Regions from separate parts of the Homo sapiens genome. Here regions 2, 3 and 4 are each linked to region 1. A link is a contact called in ENCODE Hi-C or POLR2A ChIA-PET data. All regions are on one chromosome and are shown on one strand. The core of a region is the stretch at or near the end of the contact, and the rest is flanking DNA. Distances in the headings are between cores, read along the strand shown. Region 1 holds the start of CHCHD3 (coiled-coil-helix-coiled-coil-helix domain containing 3). Region 2 holds the start of MRPS33 (mitochondrial ribosomal protein S33). Region 3 holds the start of GCC1 (GRIP and coiled-coil domain containing 1). Region 4 holds the start of SND1 (staphylococcal nuclease and tudor domain containing 1).

Region 1 (6,823 bases), core at 2,119-4,618:
GCATTCATCATCTTTAATATATTTGGTTGAAAGAACTCTACTTAATATTCTAACTGGAGATATATATATATATATTTAAGACAACTAGTGGTTTCTTCATCTCTCTATTCTCTCCAAGGAACGCTTTCTTTGTACTTGGTTATTTTCGTAAGTGCTTGTTGAGCATGTGTGTTATATAGAACCTCCGATATGCCCTATATATTGGGGTAATAAGTGAGAGTGTGTTTGTGGAGGGGAGGGTCCCCAAAAAATGAAAGTCATAATTCCTTGGAGCTTTAGTTCCCAGTAGAAGAAAGAGTTAGGCTGGGCATGGTGGCTCATGCCTGTAATCCCAGCACTTTGGGAGGCTAAGGCAGAAAGGTTGCTTGAGCTCAGGAGTTTGAGACCAGCCTGGGCAGCATAGTGAGACCACAGCTAGGTGTGGTGGCACACACCTGTAGTCACAGCTACTGGGGAGGCTGAACTGGGAGGGATTGCTTGAACCTGGGAGGTTGGGGCTGCAGTGAGTCGTGATTGGGCCACTGCATTCTAGCCTAGGCAACAAAGCAAGACCCTCTCTCTCTCAAAAAAAAAAAAAGAAAAAAGAAGGAAACTTGAGAACAAGTACAAAGTAGCACGTAGTCTCATAACTGCAAAGTAACATAGTACAATTTTAAAAGAATATAATGATGAGATGTAATCAACACTCTGCTACTGACCAGGGATATAGAGATTAAAAAGACATAGTTTCTGCTCTAAAGATTCATACAGTAAGGTTGGGAGCGGTGGCTCACGCCTATAATCCCAGCACTTTGGGAGGCTGAGGTGGGAGGATCATGAGGTCAGGAGATGGAGACCATCCTGGCCAACATGGTGAAACCCCATCTCTACTAAAAATACAAAAAAATTAGCTGGGTGTGGTGACACGCACCTGTAGTCCCAGCTACTCCGGAGGCTGAGGCAGGAGAATTGCTTGAACCTGGGAGGCGGAGGTTGCAGTGAGCCAAGATTGCGCCACTGAACTCCAGCCTGGCGACAGAGCGAGACTCTGTCTCAGAAAAATAAAAGATACATACAGTAATAGATCAGCACATAATTGGATTCATACAGTAATAGATCAGCACATAATTGAAGCTCAAAAATGCGACTGCATTGTAGATGCCTTTGGCATAAGAGAATGCCATGGTGTGTTGTGGCCTGCTGCTTTTAATGTTGAGAGGGATTAATTGAAGAATAGTACCATCATTAACCTAATTTCTATTGAGAATCATCTGCCTCTGTAAAACTAAGGTCATATGGCTAAACTTATGTGTAACAGTGTGTTTAGCAAAAAAGAAATATGTAGATGAATAACCTAATAACTATGTACTGGTCTCGTAGAGGTGAAATGTTGAACTATTAATAGGAACTTTCCACAATAGATCATCTCAACTTTTCTGATGTAGTTTTAATTCCTCCACTAATTTATGCCATCTTTGGCAATCACTTAACTTTTCTCTGCCTAACCCTATTATGGCCTAACTTATGTAACTGAACTAGTAGTAGAAGGAGACACAAAAGTGGAAAGTAAATTCTCTACATACTTGGTGCAAATAATTTATTCTATGAAGAAATGTATTTTCTCATAGACAGGTTTGAAAACCATAGTACTTAAAATTTTACTTTACAAAAAGAAAAAAATACAGATACTAGTTCATGAGACAAGAGACATGGACCAAACACACGTTTACGTTTTTTATTTTTTTATTTTATGGCTACTACTAAAATGCCACCATTCATGTACTGCATAACAGTGTTTCAGTCAAAGAAGAACCTCATTTCTGGCAGTGGAATCATAAGATTATAATGGAGCTGGAAAATTCCTGTCTCCTAGTATTTACTATACTATGCTTTTTATCTTTAGGTTAAAGTGCATTCTTTCTACCTATATAAAAAAGTTAACTGTAAAACAGCCTCAGGCAGGTCCTTCAGGAGGTGTTACAGAAGGTGCTGTTATCATAGGAGATAGCTCCATACGTGTTATTGCCTCTGAAGACCTTTCAGTGGGACAAGATGTGAAGGTGGAAGACAGTGATATTGATGATCCTGACCCCGTGTAGGTCTAGGCTAATGTGTGTGTGTTTGTCTTAATTTTTAACAAAAATGTTTAAAAAGTAAAAAGTAAATAATTTCAAAAATAGAAAAAGCTTATAGACTAAGTATATAAAGAAAGAAATATTTTTGTACAGCTATATAGTGTGTTTGTGTTTTAAGCTAAGTGTTATTAAAGAGTCAAAAAGTCACAAAAAAAGAAGTTTATAAGTTTAAAAAGTTACAGTAAGCTAAGGTCAATTTATTCTTGAAGAATGAAAATATATGAAAATAAATTTAGTGTTGCCTAAGTGCACAGTGTTGATAAAAGGTACAGTACTGCATAGTTGCGTCCCAGGCCTTCACATTCAACTCCCCACTCACTCACTGACTCACTCAGGGCAACTTCCAGTCCTGTAAGCTCCATTCATGGTAAGTGCCCTATAGAAGCATACCATTTTTTATCTTTGATTTTTTTTTTAATGGAATGCTTCAGAAATTCATGTGTCAACCTTGCTCAGGGGCTGTGCTAATCTCTGTATTGTTCAAATTGTCCTAGATGTGTTGCCAAAGCAATCACTTTTACACTGTTTTTGCTGTAGCTTTTCTATGTTTACATATATTTGTACACACAAATACCACTGTGTTACAATTGCCTACAGTATTTAGTACAGTGACATGCTGTACATCTTTGCAGCCTGGGAGCAATAGGTTACACCAAGTAGCCCAGGTGTGTAGTAGGCTACACCATCTGGGTTTGTGTAAGTACACTCTATGATGTTTGCACAACCACAGATATCACAGGGTCACCTAACGAGGCATTTCTCAGAAGTAGTCTTCATTAAGCTACCCTACGACTGTAATGAAACGCTAAGTTTTGAGCCAGGAATTTGTGTATAGAACACTAGGAATGGCTTCATTAGTATCATGCATCTTTTTCATTAAACTGTGAGTCCCTTTGAGAGAAAGATTGTGTCTCTGAACTTAGTGGCCTAAATTTCTAGAATTATGTCTTCAAAAAGTTGCCCAGTTAGGCGTCTCTGGGGAGTCAAAACCACAACTCCCAGAATGCCGTGCTCCCTTAGCGCGCTCAGGCGCGGGGAGAGAATGTCCCATCACCCACCGCGCCAGATCGAGACCACAGTTCCCACTACACCCAGGGACTCCGCGGAAAGCTATCAAACACCACCTGTTGCCATAGCATCCGGGTCGGGTGAACCAATCCGGGCGCCCTCGCCGAACAGAGGCGGGCAGTTCGCATCGCCGACCAACCTGAGGCGTTTTTGTTGTGGCGCGTGACCGGAGGAGGCGGGAGCTCAGGACCGGCGCCTTCTCCTTGCTTCTGGGGGTCGTGGCCTTGCTCCCGCTGTGCGGGAAAAGAATCCAGGCCCTTCCACGCGCGTGTGGGTGCGGGGGCCCCGAAGTGCTCGTGGTTCCCCGCTAGGTCTCCGCTGGGGCAGGAACCGGAATCATGGGTGGGACCACCAGCACCCGCCGGGTCACCTTCGAGGCGGACGAGAATGAGAACATCACCGTGGTGAAGGGCATCCGGGTGAGTGCCCGTGGACGGGCGGAGGGCCAGTGGTTGGACTCGGACCCCAAGGCCCCATCTTCTCCGGACCCGCTCAGCCTGGGTTTCTCCCGTCCTGGACCCTAGCGTATTAAGGCCAGAAGCCCAGGTGTCTGGGAAGAAGCCTAGAGTTTCAAGACGTGGGACATTCATTCAGAGATAGTTCCTGGTTGTGCCAAGTGCTAGGCACTGCTGGGGCGGGCGGGGAATGCCAGGTTGAATTATACCCTGCAAGGGCTCACAGTCTACTCGTAACTGTACTGCTCCCTTGTTGCAGGACCGTATTTGAAACCCATACCTCGGTGTACTTGTCTGTGAAATGGTTTTCCTGGGTTCAGGACCCAAACCCTGCTTTTCCACTGTGCACACCCTGTCTCCCAGGGTGAATTGGCATTTTAAGGATTGCCTTTGCTTTGTGTCATTTAGTGCTCTCCCTCTGATAACACCCCCTCCTCCCACCCACTCCCCACACCCTGTCATCCTCCCTCCCAGCCCCACAGTCTTTTCTGACCTGCCTGGGGCGGCTTCTGGCTTCTCCCTGCTTCACTTTCACTTGATATCTCCTCTTTCCCAGGCGCCTCCTCTGTGACCTGCTGCGCCGAAGTTTTGGATTAGGCCCAGTTGCTTCAGGACTAGTGTCTGCCAGTCTGATAGGGGCTGAGATGGGTTTGCAGTTTTTCATACCAGTAGAAGTAATGTAGTCATTTCTGACCAACGTTGTAGAGCACTTTTTTTTTAATGCCCTTTGCATGCACCTGATACATAAACTGAAAACCTGGTTTTTCTCTAGGGTGTCAGTATACCAGCACTAACTTCATTAACACACTCTCCGCTGCGCCTGAATTTGGAGCCTCACATTTTTGGACGTATGATGCCTGAACCTAGTAAATAAAGCAATTTTGACTTCAGAAAGTTTTATAATAATTTATATATTTTTTTCTGTTATCAACCAGCGTAAATAAATTACATTTGTAAATTATTTTTAACAGTTGTTACCAGGAAATAAAACTTCTTAAATATTTAAAATGTTTAAAAACTTTTTCTTCTGAAACTGTTACCTTGAGAATAATTTATTAAACTTTTCTTCATAGAAACTCAGACTGTCGAACTCAGTTTTTGGTCTGTGACCAGTATTTCTTTATATCATGCTAATTAATGGTAGTACTACATTTTGTAATAAAATATCTGAGGCTGTATTCTTTGAGTTATTGTGTTTCAGTTAGTACTCTTTGGAGTAAAAAATTACTGTAAACTTTAAGTTTTATGCAGAGATTTTAAGACTCTTGCCATTAGGCTTTCAGTACGCAACTCAGAGTGAAAAATAATTAAAAGACAAAGCAAAATAAGTTTTGAGTGAGAAGACATTGGTTAGAAAAAAATGTATAAATCCATATTCTCGTGCTTTAGTACAGACACAGTGCTAACAGCAAACAAAATCGAAAGAGAATGTGGCCACAGCACAGAGATTCATATCAAGTATTAGATAAGGTTGGATGGAATAACTGTGACAGCAGGGATAGGTATTCTATTAAAATGGAAAAATTGTCTAAAAAACCTTTTTAAGATTTTTGTTTTTTAAAAAGAAATGTCCTTTGGTCATATAACTTGACAGCATTCCTCATTTTTTTCCTTTCTTATATAGTACATTTTACCTGTATTGCTAACAGTTCAAGCATGATCATTTTTACCTCTATGCTTTTCTTCAGAATATACCCTTCACCTGGAATGCCCTTGCGCTGGTCTCCATTGCTTCAAATCCTCCTTTTACATGAATGTTTTGCAATCTCTCTGAGCTTCAGTTTTCCCATCTGCAAAATAATGCAACTGAGTACATCCCTCAGATCTCTAATATTTTCCAGTCCTGAAATCCTGTGAGTCTGGTGGCACTGTAAGTTTCTTGTAGCCATACTTAGCCCATTGCAGTTTCCTCTAGAAGTGACATCCATTGAAGTATTGAGTACACAGAGGTCATTCTGATTTCTTTGAGCTCATGATCAAAAGAGTATCAACTTGAAATTAAACAGACCTCAGTTTAAATCTCAGGTTAGATATTTATTACTTAACCTGATTGCCTGTGTGATTTTTGTCTGGGTCTTTTGTAGATGTTTTTCAGTTGATCTTAGTATTTTTCTTGGCTTGAATTAAGCAGACATCAGTTTAAATCGCAGGTTAGTTATTTATTAGCCTGTGGCCTTTGACAATTGACTTCTTTTATTTCCTTATCCATAAACGGTAATACCATCACTTCCCTTGATTGGTTATTGTAAGAAGATGAGGTAAGGTATGTAAAGCACCTGGCACATTGTAGATTTTCATTAAAAAGGCAGCCATTATTATGATAGGGTTCCTTTCACATGCAAAGTTTTAAGATTCTTTGAAAGTGCTGTGCTGTGTAGTGGAAAGAGCATGTGCCTTGGAACCAAGCAGACCTGGGTTGGATTCTATCTCTGCCTCTCACTAGCGGTGTCGCTCTGGACAAGTCACTTTTCATTGTGTTTCCGTATTTAGTATTTCTGGACAAAGCCTACTTTGAGAATTTGACATAATGTATATCTAGCACAGTGTCTTGTACTTTGACAGTGTTTGCACTTGTGAATAATAGCTGTTATTAGAGCTGTTCAAAAGAATGGATATGTGAACTTAAGTGAACTTCAAATTTTAATAAAAATAAGAGCATGTTGTGCCCCAACAGGTGTACCTAAAAGGGTATGGACTGGGAAATGGGAGTCTTACATTCTGCCCTAATTGAGGGTGTTTTTTTGTCTAGGTCTGTTGTAGATGGTTTTTATTTCTTTATATTTTTCTTGGCTTTAAATAGTCACTTTGTTCCCTTCTGAGACATGGGGAAGGATAAGAAACCGCATTCTCAGTATGTCCATAAGCCATTGTTTTTAGCTTAGTTTGTTAGAACATGGTGCCGATGAGGCACCAAACTTCAGTTTTGAACTGCAGTTAGGTTAGTTCAGCTTGGCTGAAGAAAACGTTCCAACTTTGACCAGTTGTCTAGCATTTATGTCATTGGTTGTAAGAAATGAAAGTTTACCAAGCTTACTAATTCAACAGAGGCAGTCACTGCTGGAAAGCTAATTCTGTGTTCTGTTACACTGTTAAAGATAGTACAGACGGTCTCCTGTTAGGATGGTTCGACTTAGGATTTTTTGACAGTGGTGTGGAAGTGACAAGCGTTCAGTAAACTCAGCTTCT
Region 2 (6,823 bases), core at 1,803-4,302, 7.9 Mb before region 1:
TATCCTATGGAGAAGTACTGAGAATAGCTGAAAAGAATTGCTTAGGTTTAAATATACGGGAAAAAAAATTGGCTTCGATACTTTCTTCAGTGCTGCTTTGCTCTGCTCTTACCAGATTCTCCTTCAAAAACACTGCACTTTTCAACAGAGGATGGAAGACATCTGATGGTTAAAGGAAAATTACTGTCACTCTTACCACTAACATTCACACAGTATATCTGATTTCAGAAAATCACAACAAACCAATTACCATATTTCTGACAGCCGTACTTCACCCTTAAGTGGAATATATGTAAGATAGGAAAAGACATGAAGCCTAAGAAGGGTTGATGGTGCCTTGATTGATCATTAGAGGAAGCTTCCTCCAAAACATTTTGAATCTTCCTTTCATCTGTCATCCTGGAAGGTATATCCCTCACACCTTCAGTGATGGATATACCTTTCTTTTGTAAGGTCCAAGAACTACTGTAAATGCAGATGTAAAAAAGAACCTACATGATGCTAAGAAAGAATACTTATGAAAATACGGTATCTGTAAATTGATTTACTTAAAGCAATAAATATTCCCCTGCCCCTTGGACTATGCCACACCATAAGAACTTTAAGTTGATGTAGCTTTAATTCTTGCCCTGCCTAATGACAAAGAACATTTGCCAAAGAGTATGATGAATAATGAAATCACTTAAAGTGGAGGCTTTCCATTTTACCACAACCTACAGCAAGAAATATATTTATATTATGATCCAATGCACATATACATATTGTTTCATGAAACAATAATTACCCCTACTACATGTGATGCATTTAGATATTTTTTATCCTAATGTCTTTCTTTTAATGCTGGTCTCTATTCACTAAATTGATTTCACAGCCAACTAATGATTCACAGCACACAATTGGAAAACACAGGACTACAGAAAATAGAAATATATAAGGAAATATCTGATTTATAGAGCAATCTCTGATTATAAAAAGTGCTCTTAAAACTGCATTATCTTGGCGGTGTAAATGGGTAAGCCAAGGTCTGGTGAAGTCAATATCCATAGGAGGTTCAATTTTATTCTATTCATTTCATTTTTCCATCCCTAATATTCCAACTTTCCTATTGATAAGTAACAGTCTCTGATTGGCCAATTTCAATGGCTTACTCCTTCTAATCCTGTGGTAGGCTAAAACTGTTCCCCAAAGATAACAGAGTCTAATCCCTGGGACCTGCAAATGTTACCAGATACGGGGAAAAGGCCTTTGAAGATGTGACTAAATTAAGGATCTTCAGATTGAGAGAGTATTTTGGATTAGCTCCATGGGCCTTAAATGCAATTACACATTCCTAAAAGGGAGGCAATGGGAAGTCTGACACACATAGTGAAGGCAATGTGAAAAGGGAGCAGAGATGTGAAGATGTTGGCCTTGAAGTCTAAAGTGATGTGGCCACAAGCCAATGAATGCCAGCAGCCACCAGAAGCTGGAAGAGTCAAAGAACTGATTCTCCCCTAGAGTCTCTGGAGGGAACACAGCCCTGTCAACATCTTGATTTTGGCCCAGTGATGCTGATTTTGAATTTATGGCCTCTAGAACTGTAAGATAATAAATTTCAGTTGCTCTACAACACCAAGTTTGTGGTATTTTATTATAGCAGCCTCAGGAAACTAATATGAACCCCCATGAAATTGACTTAATAAAAGTGATAGTGCAAAGTACCTAAACAGTCACCTGAAACTCTATATACCTAGCTATGTTTCAAGAAAGATTTATGGTAGCTTATAGTAATTCACAAAACATTGATAACACCAATAATTCATACGTGAAAAGGAAAAAACAGGAAGGATATACAAAACGAAGCCAACAAGGTTTATGCAAAAAATATATATATGTGTGTGTATATATATATATACACACACATATATATAGCTCTTGCCTCGAGCCAATTAAAATTTGGCTTTAAACCAGCAGCTTACACGTAAAGGAAGTCTTCTTGTTTATATGATTCAGTGGCCATTACATAAAAACAAGCCAACTCCACAGAAACAAGTACAAAAGACAAGACGAAATTTCTCCCAGGAGTTTCGCTCCTTAGGACTTCTTTTCTGGACTGTAGCCATGTATAGGATACTCATTACCCCTTTGTAAACTTAAATGTAGTCACTAGACCCAACTTTATAAGGCTGTTTACTATATCATATAAGGCTGATAACATGTCAAAACTTAACTTGATAAAAGCAAATCCTATAGCATAGATTGATTAGACGTCAAATTCTAACTTAAAAGTAAATTCTGTAGGAGGAAAGAGGGTGTAAATACAATACCCACTAGGTAGGCAACTCACTACCGATATTAATTCCAGGGTACATTTTGAAATATTTATAAAATGCCTTGAACGATACTCAGAAAACGAGTACAGTTTCCTCACCCAAACTATCAAACATTGAGTAAGTGCTGCATACAATGCCTATGGGATGTGGCTTGCTTGAAAACAGATTTAGTATGGGGTGAAATACTCACAATGCTTTCTACTATCTGCCCAGCGAGGTCTAAGATAACTACTGAGGAGACAAACGTTCCATCCCCTACTCCCTGAAGAAGCTCCTGGGTCAATGGGGGAAAGCGCTCCTAACCCAGTAGCAAGGAAGGCTTGCAGCTAGGGATCCTAATTAACTATTAGAAGATGAGCAGATAGATGGAAGGGGAGGGGGATGGCGCCGCAAGTCGGTCAGAAAGACCACACGGCACACGCATCGCCATTGCTTCAGAGCTTTTGGAGGCAGGTCTGTAGCCATTCCCACCAAAACATACTACCGAACCGTGCATGCCCTTCCAGGAGAGCCAGACCTTTCTAACTCTCCCCAGCCCACCACCTCCCCGGGTCCTCCGCACAGGCGGCGGCGCTAGCCTTACTGCGCAGGCGCCAGGTACACCTCGGAGGCCTCAGGAGGGGGAGCCAGTAACTCCGGGTCGTTCACTAGGGCTCCGCTCTAGCTGCCAAGCTTCCGTTTCTCTACTGCTCCCCGTAATAGTTGCCTGCGCGAGCTTGGAGCCGGGTAGAGGGCGGGCCTTCCGGGACGAGGGCGCGTGGGTGAGGAAGGTCAGGTCTAGGTAAGGCTGTCGGTGACTTTGGGGGTCTGCAGCAAGGGGCGATGGCTGCGAAGTCTACGGGGGTCTCCAACCTTGTAGAGTCGCCAGGAATAGGGCGAATCCACTTCATTAGTGACCAGCTCGGGCGGTTCACGTGCATCACACAAATAACTTGGCCTTTTTCTGCCTCAGTTGGGGGATTTCTTAAACGTAGAATACCCGCGTTTCCGCTGCCGTAATTTCCTCTCAGGCGCAATTACTCTCTTCCATATTGGTTAACAGTAGAAGGCTCAGTTTCTCTGCTCATCACACGGCCTTCGGCACTGTAGCTTTGGGTGGTGGGCTGCAGATTAATTTTGTAACCACCTTAAGAAAAATACGGTAAGGTGATATTTAAGAAAAATATTTGCGAAATGCGCTCCCGAGTCAAACATCGGTTGACTTGACAATACTACAGTTTCCATCACAGTCAGGCATGATCGAGTCAGGTGGAGGGAGTTGAAGATTGTTCTTGATGAACTGAATGCAGCTAATACATTTTCAGTGCCGTTGATGCCTCTATGACTCCGTAAAATAATCGGTACCGGGTTTTTTTGTTTTTAAGCATTCTGTTGAGATTGTTTTTATGTTTAGATTGTTTCTATGACAACGTGTGTACACTGTATGTGAATTCCTTGGATCCTGATGGTTATTAGGGTGGGCACTGTGCCGTGAATTTTGCATATTAGCTTCACATCGCAGATAGTATGACTGTCCTCGTGTAGTCGATGAGAGAACCTGGCAGAGAATAAGCACCATTACAAAAACGACGTGGCCATTAAAAGGCAGAGGCGAGATTCCAACCAGCTTTTTTATTCTGCAGCTGGTGCGTTCTGCTAACCAATGGTTTTTGGGAAACTGGAGAAAGCTCTCTCCCAGAACAATTTACACACACACATACATACACATATCGGCATACAGATGTACACTTCCACTGTTTTCAAAACGCTGAAGCACATCCCGGTTAAGAACTCTTGCACTTCATCTTTACCTTTCAAAGAGAAAAGGCAAACCTAATACAAAGCCACTTATTGAAATAATCTTTTAAATGCATCAGACCTATCAAAAAGATCAAAGAAGTTTGCCCTGTTATGCCAAAGTAAAAATATGGGAATTTTCTTCTCATGTGGGCTTAATTTGTTTTGCTCAGCACATTTGAGTAATTTGTTTTTGCTTAGCATTTTCAGCTCCAGTTAACTTTTTTCATGAGAGTACAGTTTTCTTTAGTTCACATTTAAAGAAAGGTAACACTTAAAGTGACTTGTACTCCCCGAGAATGGTTTCATGTGAATCAAAATGTAATTGACATGCACGTTGTAAGAAAAGCTCCCGTGTTATTCTTCGTGAGAGACATGTGTCTGTGCACTGTGGAAGGAAACAACAAAGCAGTGTCATTGGTAATTGTTAAAACCACTTTCAGTTTCCTCCTGTTTAGCAAGTGGGCCTTTGTTTCTAGTAAGGGATTCAGGTTTGAAAAGGCTTATTCCCTTTCTCTGTCATAAAACTTTAGGACTTGGATTTTATGATATAACCATGTTCCAGCCTATTCTAGTGTGACCTTTTTACTTACAAGTTATGTATCCCAGTAATTTGCCACATTCCAAAATGGGCATGGACATAACAGCAGCATCCTGTGATGGCTTCAGTGACTACTGTCCTACTGAGTCCCTTCCTCCTCCTGGCTATCTTGTCAAGTTATCAAGGTGCTGGTCCTCTCCCTATGTTTCTCTGGCTGTCAGTCTTTGTAAATGAGGTCATCATTCCAGGGAGGCACAAAGTTTTTACTATATGGAGTATCTATCTGTCTGTCTCTCTCTCTTTTTTTTTTTTTCTTAAACATGATTAAGAACAAGGAATAAACAAATGTGTCTATGTAGAATATATGAAAACCAAACTTACAGATCTGGGCTCGTTCTTTTTTGTAAGTTACCATTTACTACTCAGTGCCACTGTTACTCATTTTCGCACTAGTCATGCAAGCTTTGTTTTCAGAAAAGGAGACTCAGAGAAGATGAGTAACTGTTCACAATAACCCAAGGATTAAGTGACAGAGCCAGTAGTCAAACCTAGGCCTCAGGAATCCCTGTTGCCTCTTCATTGACAAATAAAGGGACTTGGAATTCAGAACAGATTTTCCTGAAAACACTGTAACAAACTGATAGTTCCCATACCAGCTTACAGATAACTAACTGTGGAAATACTGTGCAATTACAGCAGAAATATATTCTGATGCCACAATGGTAATTAAGCAAACAAAGCAAAGTTGATGAAGCAACTATTGTTTTTTAATCTAATGTTTGGAAAAAGGTAACTTTAAAGGGCAAAGGAAGAGAAAAAGCATGCAAAGAAACTAGGTGACTCTGGACATTTGCAAGGCTTTTTAGAGGTTTATGGCACTGATTTGTTTATACATTAAACTGCTAAATGAATTTTTTTCACCTTGAGACTATAACCCTAGTCCTAACAACCCCACCCCCAACCAGAGTTGGCAAAGAAGTGAATCAGGAAACTGAGAATGCTGAATGGAAAAGGAAGAACAGGCTTGTAGGTGATCTGCAGATGGTGGGGAGGGAGGGGTGGACGTTGGATCTGACAGTTCTACCGTTGCCAGCCTTCAGGTGGCACTATTGACCCAAAATTGCTTGGTTGGTGTTCTGAATGGTTTTGAGGTTGACAGTGGTTTGAGATCAGCCTCTGCTTTTTTTTTTTTTTTTTTTTTGACACACAATCTTGCTCTGTCACTCAGGCTATAGAGTACAGTAGTGCAGTCATAACTTAGTGTAACCTCAAACTCCTGTGCTCAAGTGATGTCCCCCTCCTCAGCCTCCACGAGTAGCTGGAACTACAGGTGTGCACTACCATAGCAGACTAATTTTCTTATTTTCTTTTGTTTTTTGTTTTTTTTTCTGTAAAAACAAGATTTCTCCATGTTGCCTGGGCTGGTCTTGAAGTCCTGACCTCAAGCGATCCTCCCACCTCAGCCTCTCAAAGTACTGGGATTATAGGCATGAGCTACCATGCCCAGCCTCCTCTGTTAATGGATCTTGAAACAGGCATTAAAACTTCCTTAATTTAAACACGGTTTGTTTTCTTACAAGAACTATTTTGAAATTCACTTGGCACCATTTTTATGTAGGAGGGTTTTTGGTACATTTCTCCCATTGGTTTTTCAAAGTTTATGCCTTTTTCCTGCTTGAATATCAGCACCTTTTCATCTCAGCTGAACTGTTTCCCAGGATAGTCTCTGAGTCAGCAAAGATTCTCATCTCACTACTAAAATTTCTCATAAATTGGCATATTCTGCCAACAATAACCCCTACGTCTGGTCTAAACTGAGTTGAGATAGTTATTCCACCAGCAGCTTTCTTGATTTTTATGTATCCCCTGTATAGTTTTTTATGTCTGTTAGCTGTAATTCGTGCATATCACGGATATCATTCTTATACCCATTTCAGTGTTGTATGTCTCTGAAGAAAAAGCTACTGTTTCCAGCTGATAAGAACTTAGGTAGTTTGCATTAAAGCAGAATATATAAGATGGAGGATACAGCAAGTAACCTTACAATTCATACGTGCCTTCTATTTAGTAAGAAAATGGATCTTTTGAGCTATTGGATTTATTTTTATAGGGCTACTGTCTGTTTTTCCCAAATGGCTCTCAGTCTCTAGGCAAAATTCAGTTCAGTAACCTAGAAGCCAAATGACCTCATAAC
Region 3 (6,823 bases), core at 3,043-5,542, 5.5 Mb after region 1:
ACCCCACTGCAAAGAGGAAGTAGTTTATCCAAAGATGTGCAAGGAAATAAAGACATGTTATGAGGGCTAAATCAGGCAGCCTGGTCCCAGAATCCTGCTTCTAAAGAGAAGTCCAAGCTGGGGAAGACTAAGGTGAGTTCTGAAGAGTGAGTAGGGGATAGCCAAACAGAAGGGGTAGAAGTGGGGAAGGGTTTTTTCCTTGGCCTGGGGGCCCAGCCTAGGCCAACAATTCTGTTCTCCCAGCCCTAACACCTTTTCCCGTGGGGTTAGAAAGTCCCCTCCCAACACTCCACCTGAGTGTTCTGGAAGTAGTGCCGCCACAGAGGCCGAATCTTGTCCTGGCCTCCCACGTCCCAGACTGTGAAACAGATGTTCTTATATTCCACTGTTTCTACATTGAAGCCTGCAGATAATTGGAAAAAAAAGATGAGAAAACTCCTGAAAGAAAGGAACTCACTAAAACTACTTAGATTTCAGCAGGGACACAAAACCAGAAGGCAATGATCAAGGCCCAGGGGAACAGAACCCCAGAACTGGCGGTCAACAGGGCGGGGCTAGGTCACATCCACCCTGCCTCCGGTATCCACGTAGAGATACCCTGACCCACTTCTCAAATAGCTGTATCTGGTGTCAGGGTCAGCTCCAGAAAAGTGGCAGAACTGGGAGCAGACCCCGCGAGGGCCCGCCGCGGCGCTCCCGCTCCCTGCTTCGTCCCCGGGCTCACCTATGGTTGGGATGGTGGTGACAATCTCCCCCAACTTCAGTTTGTACAGGATTGTGGTCTTGCCAGCCGCATCCAAGCCAACTGCAACGGAAAGGGGCACAGGGATGGAGATGGGAGCGAGGGAGCCCCCTAGAGACCAGGGAAAGGGAGAGGCCACAACAGCTGATGGTGACTGGGGCGGAGAGCGGGAGCGCCTCCAGGTGCGCGTCGTTATCTACCTTTGAGGCCTGGAGGGCAGTCGGGTGGCGTGAGCCAACTCCAAAGAGGGCGCGGAGCGGGAGAGGACTGGGAGGCAAGGGGCACGGGAGGTAGGCCGCGCTCGTTTTAAAAGTCGTCTCCAAGGGCGGAATCCTCCCTTCTTACCAGCCGGGCTGGGGCGGAGGGAGCTTCACCCCACCCAGGCCCGCAGCTCCGGGTGTCAGGCCCCGGGGTCGGCGATGCAGACCGGGACCCGCCCGAGAGCAGAGGCCCCGGGGCGTTATGAGGTGGGTGACTCGGGGCCAGAGACCCAGGTGAGCGGGGCTGGAGGGACGCGGGGGCGGAAGGGCTGCGCCGGGGCCGGCGCCCCGGTCCGGGCCGCGCGCTCGATCTGCCTCACCCATGAGAATCCGCATCTGCTTCTTCCCGAAGATCCGCGAAAAGAGCGCGGACACGGTGAGGCCCATGGCGGGGCCCGGGGAGGGGCGCGGGCACCGACGCGGGGTGCGGGCTGGAACTGGCCGGCCGCGGGGGGATGGGGCGCAGCAGCAGCAGGAGGAGGCTCCGCCGCCGCCTCCGCGCGTCGCTGCCCTCCCGACGTCACCGCGGGCCCGCCCCCGTCCGGGCCCCGCCCCCGGCTCTCGGCCCCGCCTCCCCCGGCTCTGGCTCCTAGGGGAGCTGAAGCTCCGCGAGTTGCCGCTGCTGGCCTGGGTCCCGTGCGGCCCTTACTTGGGAACGGGTCTAGGTCTCTAACGCGCCTGCCAGGCCTGTGGCCGCCGAACCGGCAGCCCGAGCGCGGCTGAGGAAAGGATTCATCGCTCCGCAGCGGCCCCTGCCCCCATTTTCAGTGGCCGGCCGCTGGGCTTTGGTTTGTTGCGTCCAGGCCCCTAGGGGCTCCGGTTTTAGCCCTTGGGAACCAGTAGCACTGAACGTGTGCACCACTCTCCTTTGGGGAGTGGAAGCTGCGATTAGGGGTCTTGGTCCTCCCTTTACTGCCTCATCTTCCACCGAGGGACTTGCGCGTAGTAGGTGGTCGTGTGAAGAGTGCGCGGGAGGTAGGGGAAGGTGCCCGAGTGCTAGCTAGCTTCCATGGTTCCTCAAAACGCCTACTTCCTAATTCCCAATCCGCAGAACCAGTGTAAGATTCCCGGCCTTGGGCGGCGGGGTCACAGACCCACTCCTGGGCTGTTGGAGAAGTCCACCTTCGTTTGGATCGCCCTGCGGGCCCCGCCTCTCAGTCCAGGCGCTGGCCGCTTTGCCGAAGTTCCTCACTTTGCCACAGACTTGTGGACCTGGCTTATTCTTGCACATCCATTCAGGATTTTGTGAAGATCTTGACTCCGTAGACCCAAAGAGCTTCACATGTCATTTCCCTGCCTCATTTTAACATCTGAGAGGAGAATAGCAAAATAGGAATGAAATTCTTCTGCGGTGGAGACTGGCTCATTGCCAGGCATTATTAGGCCTAACAAATGCTTGTTCAGTTGAACTGGACTGATAGATTCTCAATGGAGCGAGGGTAGGTGTTATGTCTACTCTGGATTCCCAGTGGGCTTCTAGGATCAATTGTTTATGGACTCGAGGTAAACTGAGCTGGGAATAAAAAAACCTTCACTCATTCATTTGCTTTTTCAGCAGATATTTACTGAGCACCCACCACTTGCCAGCACGTGATTTCAGGCTTTAGTTCAAATCTTAATTCTGCCATTTCTTGAGGATTTGGCTTCAGCACTCCTCATAACTCTTCCGTTATTTCATCATCTATAAAATGAGACTTGTTCTAACTTAAGGGGTTATGGTGAATCTTAAAATGATTTGATAATGTGACTGAATGTTATGTATAATACAGCTTGATGTTATTTGGGCCACTGAGAAACGGGGTCTGAACAGACCTCCAGGGCCTGCCCCATCCTGATCTGCAAAGTCTGTAACAAGGACAGACTTTGGGAAACAGGTATGAGTGAGTGAATGACTTTCCTTTTCTCTTCAGTCATAGACTTGCATCCCTAAGAAGGCTTTTACGAGGCTGAAGAGTACATTTTAGAGAGTTCCAATATAATAACAGAACTAGTGTTCACCAAGTTAGGTCAATTCTACATTTAGCTCTTTTATCAGCCTCTTTGCTTCCATCTCTGTTGTCACTACCTTCTGTTCCCCATGACTGAAAGTCTCCTCACAGGTTTCCTGCCCCTTGTTCCCTCCAACATGTCATACAAGTCTTGATGACATCCCACTTTTCAGATTAAAATCCATTAGGGCCTTACTATAACCCAAGATAAAATTTAAATGCCATAAGTTGGGTCCCTACCTATTGTGCCAGCCCCTCTGTTGTCACCTCCTTCACATACCCTAAGCTACTGAATGCTTTCTGGGTGAGTCAAACTCCGATACCCTACAGGTCTTTGCATTTTTTTCCACCTGCCTGGAATGCTAGTTTCCCTGATCTCTGGTTAGGTGGACAATCACGACTCATCCTTCAAATCCCAAAGTATTATTCCCAAGAGCCTTCCATGCCTCACCTAGACAGGCCTCTTTCCTCTTAACTTTCATACCACTTTGAATATACCCAGACATACTGGTGTGATAGCAGGACATATTTGTATGTCTGGTTCCTCACTAGATTGCGAGCTCCCTGAGGGCAAGGTCGTGTCTCTTAATGGTGTTACCATCTGGCACAGCACGTGATACGTTGAGAATCAGACTGATTAGAACTCCTAAACTTACTAGCTGTGTGACCTTGGGCATGTTACGTATAACCTTTCTGCCTCATGTTTTCATATCTGTAAAATAGTGCTAATGAGTATAGTGCTTACAAGAATTACTGTAAAGACTAAATAGCAAAACTCTTGTGAGCTCCTGGTATATAGCTGGCACTCAGGATAGACATGGCTATAGAGTGCCCTCCGTAAATATTTGTGGAATCAACTCAGCAGAACTAAGGAAGGGTACTATTAGGCTGTATGCCTACTAGGTACCAAGCACTGTGCTATAGAGGACTGCAGTTTTCGTGGTCTAAATGGGAGTCTTAATTGTTGCCTTTTAGGGACCATGGGTCCTGAGCTCCCAAATCGTTGGATGCGTCGTTCACCTGGGTGTTTGGTAAGAATGCAGTGCGACGTTGCTCTGTCGCTCGCTGAGCGTAGCCCGAGGTCAAGCTTGGGCGCTCTCACAAAACCGGTGCCACTCTGGTGTCTTCGACTTTGCTGGCTTCGCCTTTCCCAAGCCTGTTTTTTGCCGCTCGCGGCCCCACTGCGTTCTCAACAGGCCGCGCCCACCCACCGGCCGACTTGGCCCCGCCTACCTTGGGCCCACTGGGGGCGGAGCCTGCGGCGCCTCGCTGACGTCACTTCCAGCGGACACGGAAGCGCCGTTGTCGGCAGGCAGCTTTAGTTAGGATGTCGTGATGGGACCGAGCTCAGCGTAACCCTCTGGCCGACGTGGGCCGAGGGGGCCGGCCCGGGCTGCTGTGGCCCAGACGAGCGGAGAGTGCGGAGCGGCTTCTGGGCCAGCGCTAACGAGCCCTGGCAGTGCGCACCTCTGGTGCCAGTGTCGCCCCGCCTCCGGGGTAGAATCCGCCCCAGCCCTCCGGGCCTGGGACCGGGCGGCCGCTTTCGCCAGTCCGTCCGGCCGTTCCGCATTAGGTCCGGGATAACTAGGTGGAGTAGGTGTGCGGCCCGCCGCCGGACAGCCCGCTCGCTGTTTCTTTAAGCCCCCGCCTGCGTCTTCACGGCCCTCTCCCGTTCTGCTGGAAAGCTGACGTGGGGCAATCCGTTCAGACCCTCCATGGAGAAGTTTGGGATGAATTTCGGGGGCGGCCCGAGCAAGAAGGACTTGCTGGAGACTATAGAGACCCAGAAGAAGCAGCTTCTCCAGTACCAGGCACGGCTCAAGGATGTGGTCCGTGCCTATAAAAGCCTGCTGAAGGAGAAAGAGGCATTAGAGGCCAGCATCAAGGTGCTGTCGGTATCCCACGAGGCAGATGTGGGCCTCGCAGGTGTCCAGCTTCCAGGCCTCACCTTTCCTGACTCTGTGGATGACCGGTGCTCCACTCACAGCGAGGATAGCACTGGGACCGCCACTAGCTTGGATACTGCGGCCAGTCTCACCAGCACCAAGGGTGAGTTTGGGGTAGAAGATGACAGACCGGCCCGTGGACCACCACCTCCAAAGTCCGAAGAGGCCAGTTGGTCCGAGAGTGGCGTTAGCAGTAGCAGTGGGGATGGGCCATTTGCAGGTGGGGAGGTGGACAAAAGACTGCACCAGCTGAAGACTCAGTTGGCTACTTTGACCAGTTCTTTGGCTACAGTCACTCAGGAGAAGTCCCGCATGGAGGCTTCTTACTTGGCTGACAAGAAAAAGATGAAACAGGACTTAGAGGATGCCAGTAACAAGGCGGAGGAGGAGAGGGCCCGCCTGGAGGGAGAATTGAAGGGGCTGCAGGAGCAAATAGCAGAAACCAAAGCCCGGCTTATCACGCAGCAGCATGATCGGGCCCAAGAGCAGAGTGACCATGCCTTGATGCTGCGTGAGCTCCAGAAGCTGCTGCAGGAGGAGAGGACCCAGCGCCAGGACTTGGAGCTTAGGTTAGAAGAGACCCGAGAAGCCTTGGCAGGACGAGCATATGCAGCTGAACAGATGGAAGGATTTGAACTGCAGACCAAGCAGCTGACCCGTGAGGTGGAGGAGCTGAAAAGTGAACTGCAGGCCATTCGAGATGAGAAGAATCAGCCAGATCCCCGGCTGCAAGAACTTCAGGAAGAGGCTGCCCGCCTTAAGAGCCATTTCCAGGCTCAGTTACAGCAGGAAATGAGAAAGGTAATTATCCATATCTCTTTCAAACATCAGCCATTGACCTGAAGTGAGAAATATTAGGGTTTTTTTCCTCCTTTGCTAGTTAGAGCTAAGTGTCTATACTGTCATTTTTGATGCCACCTGAGAAGTTCCACTAGTGAACCTGGGAAGTCCTGTTCTATGCGGTGTTGACATATGTGCTTCCAGGAGGATGTGGAGCTTCTCAGTGTAGGCTGGGTTGAAGCCAGACAGCTCTGCACTTCTGGGCATTGGCATCTTACCAGCTGTGCTCTATGAAGCAGTATAGTGGCAGCTGTATAGTAAAAGGTAGCGTGTCTTCTGTTGGTATGTGCCTCTAGGAAGAGTGGCCGAAGGCAAAGGGGATTTTCTCAGAAGTAACCTCTTGTCATTGCCTTTACTCAAGATGTGCCTGTTCTGGAGAAGTGCTATTTTCCAGAACAGGTATTGAAAGGGTGCCTCCTTTCAATGTGGAGAGGGAGATCCAGCGCAGTTTTGAACTTCCAGGAATATTGGATAAGGAAAAGAATGCTGTATGATTTCTTAATAGGATTTGAGGAAGCACCTGAGAAACAACAGTAACACACATTATATGTGGTTAGGTGGAAAGCAGAACAATAGCAGATGTACCAAGGTGCTTCATATTGTTCAGTATAATATGTGTCTTGCAGAATCCAAGCAGGTAATAGGAACTTTTGTTAGCTCCTGAATCAACCGAAAAATCCCTAGTTAGCATTCTTGCCAGGCCATCCCAAACCTGTGACCCTTTTGCTCCCCTCTCCTGCTTTCTCAGAGTTTGCTGTGGGGCTTTTGTGGATGCATTTTTGTCTGTTCCCTTGTTTTGCAGACAGCTCTTGCAGAGGATCAACTCCGTCAGCAATCTCAGGTAGAAGAACAGAGGGTGGCAGCCCTGGAGAATCAAATATCCGAGGTGTCTGAGCTGCTAGGCACCTACGAGAAAGCCAAGCAGAAGGACCAGCTGGCCATTCAGAAGCTGAAGGAGCGCATTCTGCAGCTGGACCTGGAGAACAAGACACTGGCTCTAGCAGCCTCCAGCAGGTCCCCTTTAGACAGCCATGGAGAGGAGTCCAG
Region 4 (6,823 bases), core at 2,353-4,852, 5.4 Mb after region 1:
CAGAGAAAATAGCCATCTCAAAGCTAAGGGGGGTGACTCAATTTATACTAAGTACCCAACACTTCTCCCAACCTCATCTACTTAGCATCTGCTGACAATATTCTGTTGCAGTTAAAGAGTATCAAGCAAATTATTCAAAGAAACCCAGATTTTAAATCCTTCAGGGTTTCGAGAAAATAAAATCTGATTTGATAGAAGACATGTATTTATCTGGGTTATATTTTGTCCACCCACATACTTGCTAGTCTCATCCCAACTCAGAAAATACAAATCCATCTTAAGTTTTTCCATCATCCTTGCTGATTTTTTCTGTAACAGAACAACTCCAAAATATCTGTATCAACTTACTGTCCACTTCCTCCTTAAATATTCCAGAACCAACTCTGTCCCTTCACCCCAACTCTCAATAGCAGACACAGGTGTCAACATCACCCTCGTTTTTTAAAAATTGGTCAAAGTGTTTTACAACTGGATTCCCAAGTTCTTCAACCTTAAACAAAATAATGTAGGACTTAACAGGATAGCAAAGCAGAGACCAGAAGAAACTTGTGTCTTTCACGGCCCTGCAACACTTTCTTTTGCCAAAAAAGAGGAAGGACTATTCCTCTTTACAGCAGCAAACTTCAACCCTAGACGATTTCAGACCTTCAGCTCAGCCTGAGTCCAGATAAATCCAAAGAGTTAACAATGAAAAGCGTAGGTCAGTGTTCCAATTTCTACCTCTCTCCCAAAAGGCAGAAAAGTAGTGTCTCCTGTTTTCCTATTCATCAAACTATTTCTTTCTCACTTTCATCTGTCACAGAGCTCCATCTTCCTTTGTAGAGTTCTTGCAAAGCAGTTCCTAGTACCAATGGAAACTATTACTCTACAGGAAAATACAACTTTGCTTAGCAGAAGAGCTTCACACACAGCAATTTGCCAGTGGTCAATTTTTCATTCCAGACAAGGCTTCTAAACCTGGCACAAATCTGCCTGTCACTCTGCAGTTCACTCAGCTTTCCTCCCCTAATCCCTGCCTGTAACTCACCCAACCCCTGTAGTGTGGTCAGAGAAGGCAGTGCAATCTATACTCAGTACAGATGGCTCAAATCACTGAATTGTATATGCCACTACCCAGACTCAATCATCTTCCACACCATACTCCTATGTGAAGACCATAAGCACCAAATGAAGTCATTTACCATAATAGCAGCTCCCAGACAAGACAAGGAGTAACATCTAATCTTTTCTCAATTATAGACAGCTTCACTTTCCTGCAATTTGTGGTTATGCATCACTGGCCCCACCCTCCATGTTATAAATTAATACCCTGGAGTCATGAAGTCAGAGACATCATGCATGATATTGAAGAGCATGTGCCGTGGCAGACAGGCCTGGGTTCAAGTCTCAGCTCTGCCTCTTATTACCAATATAAGGTACCTGTCCTTGGGTTAACTATTCTTTCTAAACCTCAAATTACACATCTATAAAATGTGGCTGATAATCGTTATCTACTTGTTAGGTATTACAAATGAGACAATATGAGCAGAATAGTCAGCACAAGACATGACAATAAACAAGTAATTGGTGATATTCAGTATCCATGGGGGTAATTTGTGGGCAGTCACCGCACAGAATCCAGATGCCCTAAAAGCCTCCAGCATTGGCGGAAACAAAACTATGTTCAGCCTCATTCTATTCCCATTCCACAAATGAGAGAGACCTTTAAGAACAATTTAAACCTCAGCAAGGAGAAATCTCAGAAAGATCCACTCTTTCTTACTGCCAAACCCAACACCGGAGAGCCAAGAGATGTTTTTGTTCCTATGGTGAAGAGAAGATCAGTGCAAATGAAAAAGCTAACGAAAGAAGAGCCACTTTAGGATAATCCTTTCATGGGTCAGGTCAGTATTTCAGAGGAAAAATATATGCGGATCTTGGAAATTCTCTTCTCATTCAGTTTCAGATCAGTTCTGACCCTCCATTACACATAAACAAAAGGAAAAGGCAGTACTGAAAATCCCAAGAATCTTGGCTGGTGGCAGACTATTACCTTAAGAAATGAGCACATGGGAATTGGGCGAGGGGATCTTAAAATCAGCTTTACACACACATAAGCTGCAGAACATTTTAATCTTGTGAAAGATAACAGGGTAATAAAATAGAATTTTTTTTAAACTGGGTCTTGCTATGTTGCCCAGGCTGATCTCCAACTCCTGGCCTCAAGCAATCCTCCCACCTCGGCCTCCTAAGTGCTGGGATTACCACCATGAGCCACCGCACCAGGCCTAAAATAGAATTTTTCAAAACTTTCTACAACAGCAAAACTTGTGGAGCCTTGGGAGAAAGTATCACAAAAGATATTTGCTGTTGCAGATACAAATGTCAGAACTGCAGTATGAAACGACATCTAGAAGTTTACAGTCATCATAAACCAGAAAATTGGTAAAACCAAGAAATGTCAGGTTCCAAGATTTGGAAGGGTTTTGGGGAGGACAACTGGGGGCAAGTGATAAACTGAATTTATATTATCAAATTATCATGGAGCTAGGAGTAAATTGTAAAAATAAACTTTGCAGGTTCAAATTCAAAATTGAAGAATTTTCAAAAAGTTGAGGGTATATAAAATCAGGCAGAATCTATAGTGCTATGAGCACTAGACCAGGAATCCGAACACTTGGGCTCTTGCTATGGCTCCAACCCAAACCACCATGTGACCTTAAGCAAGTCACTTGCCTTCTTCAAGCCTATCTCCTTATCTTTAAGGGACGGGAGAACAATGATGATTACTAAGATTCTTGCCGGCCTAACCTTTTAGAAGTCAAAAGTACACAAAGATCAGGAGCTTTCAGGTCGACACAAGAGGTGGAGGGAAAGAGAGGAAAAGAGGGCCACAGAGTGAGAAAACTTGGGAGTCAAGTAACAGCGTTTGTGGGAACAGAAAAGTTTCATGATGGCCAAGTACTAGTAGAGAAGAGCCGATGTCAGGATCTCGAAAAACTACTAACTACTCAGCATATGTCAAAATGAACAGAAAGACGGGGGATGGGAGGACAGATATCAACGAATTGTCTCTGTTAATCAATCAGTAATCGATCTGTCCTGGTAAACAGACAGGAGATCCGAATGCCGCAACCTCGGAAATCACTGTGACCCCTGATGTCAAGGTGTCCGGGAGGCAAGGAACAAGGGGACTCCGTGTCTGCTTCCGTCTAGTGAGAGGATTCGGAGAATCGACGAAAAGTGAGGAAGGGGGCAGAGGAAAGGGGATCTGGGACATGGAGCAGGCTGGCGGAAGGTGGAGTCAATGCCTGACTCCCGCCCGAAGGCAGGCAGAGGGGTCGGTGTCCGGGGCCCGTTCTCACCATCTTGATGATGCCCCGCTGCACGGTGGGGACCGCGGGTCCCCCGGAGGAGCCGCCGCTCTGCGCGGAGGACGCCATGTGTGGAGATGCAAAGGCAACGAGTGGAGCGGCTGGCCGGACTGGAGGTGTCAATGTGGGTGTCGGTGTTGGTGAAAGGGAGTCGAGGCGAGGGGCAGGCTGGCTACCAGCTGCGGACGGTGGACGGGACGGACTCGCCGGGCGCTCACAGGAGCAGCAGCGGGACACGGAGCGAAAGAGACGCGATCTCCGCCGCCGCCACACGTTCTACTCGCCGCGCAAGCGTGCCAGAGCGCCACCGCCCTCCGCCCAATTAGCGCCCAGAGCCCGCCGGCCCTCAGGCCAATAGGCACCCTGCTCGCGGAGCCCCGCCTCTTGGTCCCCAAAACGGTGGTGAGTTCCAGGAAGCGCTGAAAGAGTTGATTTGCAAGGATGGGCTAAATATGGGGCGGGACTTCCGGGGCAGCCGGAGTAGGTAATGTCGGGAGGTGTAGTGGGAAGGAAAGGACACGTCAGCATCTGGCCGCGGGGCGCGGGGGGCCATGGGAGCCCCAGGGGCGGAGCCAGCCGCGCCCTCCCGCCTGACCTCGCCCATGACGTCCTTCCCCGCTGGCCTCAGGGGCGCACACTTGTATACCCACCTAGGTGGGCGCCGCTGTACCCGGGAATGCGGCCTGGGAGGGTGGAGCCACGCAGGCAGAGTCCTGGAGGAATCTCCGTACCCGCTCCACTCGACTTCCGACATTTTACCTTGGCTAAAAGTATGGAGAGAACTTGGAAAATCAGAGCTTTGTGGAACCTCCTACCGATGTGGGCTTTGACCTGCCACGCGGCCGCGCGCCCTTTTTGTAGTCAGAGAGTGTGCCTCGCCCTTGTTTGTGTCGCTGGGGTCTAGCACTTGTGAGGCGTTCCATTAATGTTTGTTGGTGGGAGGAATAAATGTCTCAGAGGAAGGACATGCCACGTATACAGGGGAGAGTGACCCTCGTTCTTCGGTCTCTTCCCAGCTGCTCCCGTGACGTTAGGGAAAAGGCTCGCTTCACGCTCTCACCCGACCCAGTGTGAAGCGCCTCCAGCCACCGGATACCTTCCCTAGCCCCAGTAAAAAGGTCGGGGAAGGAACGGGAAAGCCAAGGCCTACAAATATTTAAGTGACTGTTTAGCGAGAACTAATATTCGTTGAGTGCCCACTATGTGGAACCAAGGACCTTGCATGTGTTATGTCATTTAATCGTAAAACTTGGCTCTACACTGAAGACAGTACTTCCCTTGCAGTTCTTTTTGTTTCTTTGGTTTTGTGGCTTTTTTGAGACAAAGTCTCGCTCTGTCGCTCAGGCTGGAGTGCGGGGGCACGATCACGGCTCACTGCAGCCTTGACACTCCCAGGCTCAAGCGATCCTCCTGCCTCAGTCTCCGGTGTAGCTGGAGCTGGTACCACGGGTCCGCGCTACCACGCCCAGCTAATTTTTTTTTTGTAGAGCTGAGATTTCACTATGTTGCCCAGGCTGGTCTCCTGGGCTCAAGCTATACTCCTACCTCGGCCTCCTAAAGTGCTGGTATTACATGCATTAACCACAGTGCATGGCCCCTTGCTCTCTTAAAAGATTGTAAGTTTATTCTCCCACACTAAACATATCCCAGGGTTAAGTTTTGAGGTCACCTTCTTAGATCCCTAATTTGCCACCCTTTTCCAAAAAAAAAAAAAAAAAAAAAAAAAACCTCTGTGGAAGTTGGTTCCATCAGATTATACCCCTCTCTATCTCGTGGCTTTTTATCTACCGTACCCCTATTTCTACCGTGTCATTCATTGAAATTGTTAACACTTGGTGCACGGTCTTCAGCCAATAATCCTGAAATACTTCAATATCTACGAGCATGACTTATCCCATACCCTGACCTCTTTGCTCCTTGATCTCATCTTCAGTAAACTTGACCTCTGCACCAATTTAGGACGTTCTCCAGACAGATAAAACACCATAACTTCATAGGTACGATTGTAAACTCAAACACTTTGTCTTTGATCATAACTGCTGTCCTCTCTCCCTTCTCATTCAGTTAATTATCTTATATCTTGTATTAGTTACATAACAATTTGCCCCAAAACTTAAATACTAAAGAAAACAATAAGCATTTATCTCACAGTTTTTGTGGGTAAGGAATCTGGGGTGGGTGCCTGCCTTTTCCTCCAGGTCTTCTCTTATAAAGCTGCAGTCAAGGTGTCAAGGGGAGTTGGGAAGGGGACTGTGGTCTCATCTGAAGGTCCTCCTCTGACTGAAGGTAGATTGCTTCCCAAGCTCACTCATAGTTGCTGACAGAATTCAGTTCCTCAAGATGTTGGACTAAGAGCCTCAGTTTTTCAGTGGTTCAGTTTCCTTCTACATGGGTCTCTCCATAGGGCAACTCACAACATAACAGCTGGTTTCCATCAGAGCAAGTGAGAGACAACAGAGGACAAGCGTTAACTAGAATTTAAAGTCCCTGAACTCACTACCCTTGCTTTACCAGCTCCCCTCTGCCTTCTCCTGGATCCTTGGCTAGACTCCATGCACTGTCCATCATTTTAGCCCCTTTCCTACCAATATCTTCATCTGTAATTCCCATTGTCTTTCACTGGGCCCACCTGTCAAAACCTCAACTCTAGGCCCTCTATAGCTCTCTACTTTCTTCAAACCTACCACTTACCTGGAGAAAACACTCAATTCTGCAGGTTGGTGCCACAGTGAATTAATTAATGGGCCCTCACACGGTGCCTGGAATTTCTTCTCTTTATTCAGTCAGTTCAGCCTTGAACTCTATTGAGTTTGTTTTAACTGACTCCACTGTTTCCCACACTCTGAAAGTGATAAGGCCTCCTACTTGGGAGAAAAAATCATCAAGAACTCCTTCAATTTCCCACCACTGAATCTAAAATCTTATCTTCCTTCTCATTCCTCTCTTATCCCTTGTTACTGTCAACTAAAGAAAAAAAAATCAAGCTTTTAAAGAATTAAAGTTAGTTTTATCCAGAAGTCTTACTGAGGCCCAAGGACTACATATAGCCCAGGAGCGGTTGTCAGACTGCTCCTGCACAGTGTTTCAGCCCATTGCTTATATATAGGAGGTGGAGGTTCAGTACATGCAAAATCACATCAAAGCTTGGGTGTTAAGAGTACATCTGGTTATAGATCTCTAAAGTACATTTGGTTATACATGTTAGAAGCAGAACCACTAACTCTGTCAGATGTTATCTTATGTGCAGGGAAAGGCAAGGACTAAGGTCATTTATCTTTTATGGACTACATTGACTCAGGCAAGAGACACTGGGGGCCGTGTGCTTTATCCTGTTTTTTCTTCAGAGCATCTTTCAGGGTAGCGGTGTGTCATTGTCACAGTCAGGGGCTTTGTGAAATTCTGCTGAGAAGCAGAAATGAGGAAACATGGCTTCTTACATTTGCTACCTTGTCTCACATTACAAAGAAAAT

Evidence for each region. A loop is a pair of places that touch in the nucleus more often than their neighbours do. ChIA-PET counts read pairs that join two places held with the same protein, here RNA polymerase II (POLR2A). Pooled maps may share reads with other maps.
Region 2: a map of B cell shows a loop between it and region 1 (13-fold over the local background). The contact joins the promoter of MRPS33 here to the promoter of CHCHD3 in region 1. A Hi-C loop is called at or near these places in 1 of 168 maps with a recorded cell type or tissue (B cell) and 6 of 50 pooled maps. POLR2A ChIA-PET finds 5 or more read pairs at or near these places in 1 of 52 experiments (T-cell).
Region 3: a loop to region 1 is called in a map of CD8-positive, alpha-beta T cell, with 13 times the contacts of the local background. The contact joins the promoter of GCC1 here to the promoter of CHCHD3 in region 1. A Hi-C loop is called at or near these places in 2 of 168 maps with a recorded cell type or tissue (CD8-positive, alpha-beta T cell and naive thymus-derived CD4-positive, alpha-beta T cell) and 5 of 50 pooled maps.
Region 4: a loop to region 1 is called in a map of B cell, with 28 times the contacts of the local background. The contact joins the promoter of SND1 here to the promoter of CHCHD3 in region 1. A Hi-C loop is called at or near these places in 3 of 168 maps with a recorded cell type or tissue (B cell, CD8-positive, alpha-beta T cell and naive thymus-derived CD4-positive, alpha-beta T cell) and 5 of 50 pooled maps.

Annotation. Positions count from the first base shown.
Region 1 is chr7:133,078,635-133,085,457 of GRCh38, reverse strand. It overlaps CHCHD3 (coiled-coil-helix-coiled-coil-helix domain containing 3), which reads left to right and starts at 3,368. Exons shown (of 8, transcript NM_017812.4): 1 at 3,368-3,601. The coding sequence starts at 3,521. It also overlaps the pseudogene RNU6-92P. RefSeq lists enhancers at 3,086-3,195, 3,406-3,585, 3,001-3,635.
Region 2 is chr7:141,011,181-141,018,003 of GRCh38, reverse strand. It overlaps MRPS33 (mitochondrial ribosomal protein S33), which reads left to right and starts at 3,052. Exons shown (of 3, transcript NM_053035.3): 1 at 3,052-3,093. RefSeq lists enhancers at 2,524-2,723, 3,244-3,293, 2,756-3,401, 4,544-4,613 and a silencer at 2,871-3,179.
Region 3 is chr7:127,583,065-127,589,887 of GRCh38, reverse strand. It overlaps GCC1 (GRIP and coiled-coil domain containing 1), which reads left to right and starts at 4,292. Exons shown (of 2, transcript NM_024523.6): 1 at 4,292-5,737; 2 at 6,579-6,823. The coding sequence starts at 4,706. It overlaps LOC105375490 (a long non-coding RNA gene), which reads left to right and starts at 42. Exons shown (of 5, transcript XR_007060511.1): 1 at 42-132. It overlaps ARF5 (ARF GTPase 5), which reads right to left and starts at 1,477. Exons shown (of 6, transcript NM_001662.4): 1 at 1,323-1,477; 2 at 725-805; 3 at 294-403. The coding sequence starts at 1,389. It overlaps LOC105375489 (a long non-coding RNA gene), which reads left to right. Exons shown (of 3, transcript XR_007060513.1): 3 at 1-19. RefSeq lists enhancers at 151-776, 777-1,403, 4,174-4,223, 3,944-4,943, 4,944-5,944 and 3 more and a silencer at 1,151-1,640.
Region 4 is chr7:127,648,973-127,655,795 of GRCh38, reverse strand. It overlaps SND1 (staphylococcal nuclease and tudor domain containing 1), which reads right to left and starts at 3,602. Exons shown (of 24, transcript NM_014390.4): 1 at 3,345-3,602. The coding sequence starts at 3,422. It overlaps SND1-DT (SND1 divergent transcript), which reads left to right and starts at 3,964. Exons shown (of 2, transcript NR_186577.1): 1 at 3,964-4,123. RefSeq lists enhancers at 1,117-1,176, 3,384-3,563, 3,388-4,006 and a silencer at 3,804-4,053.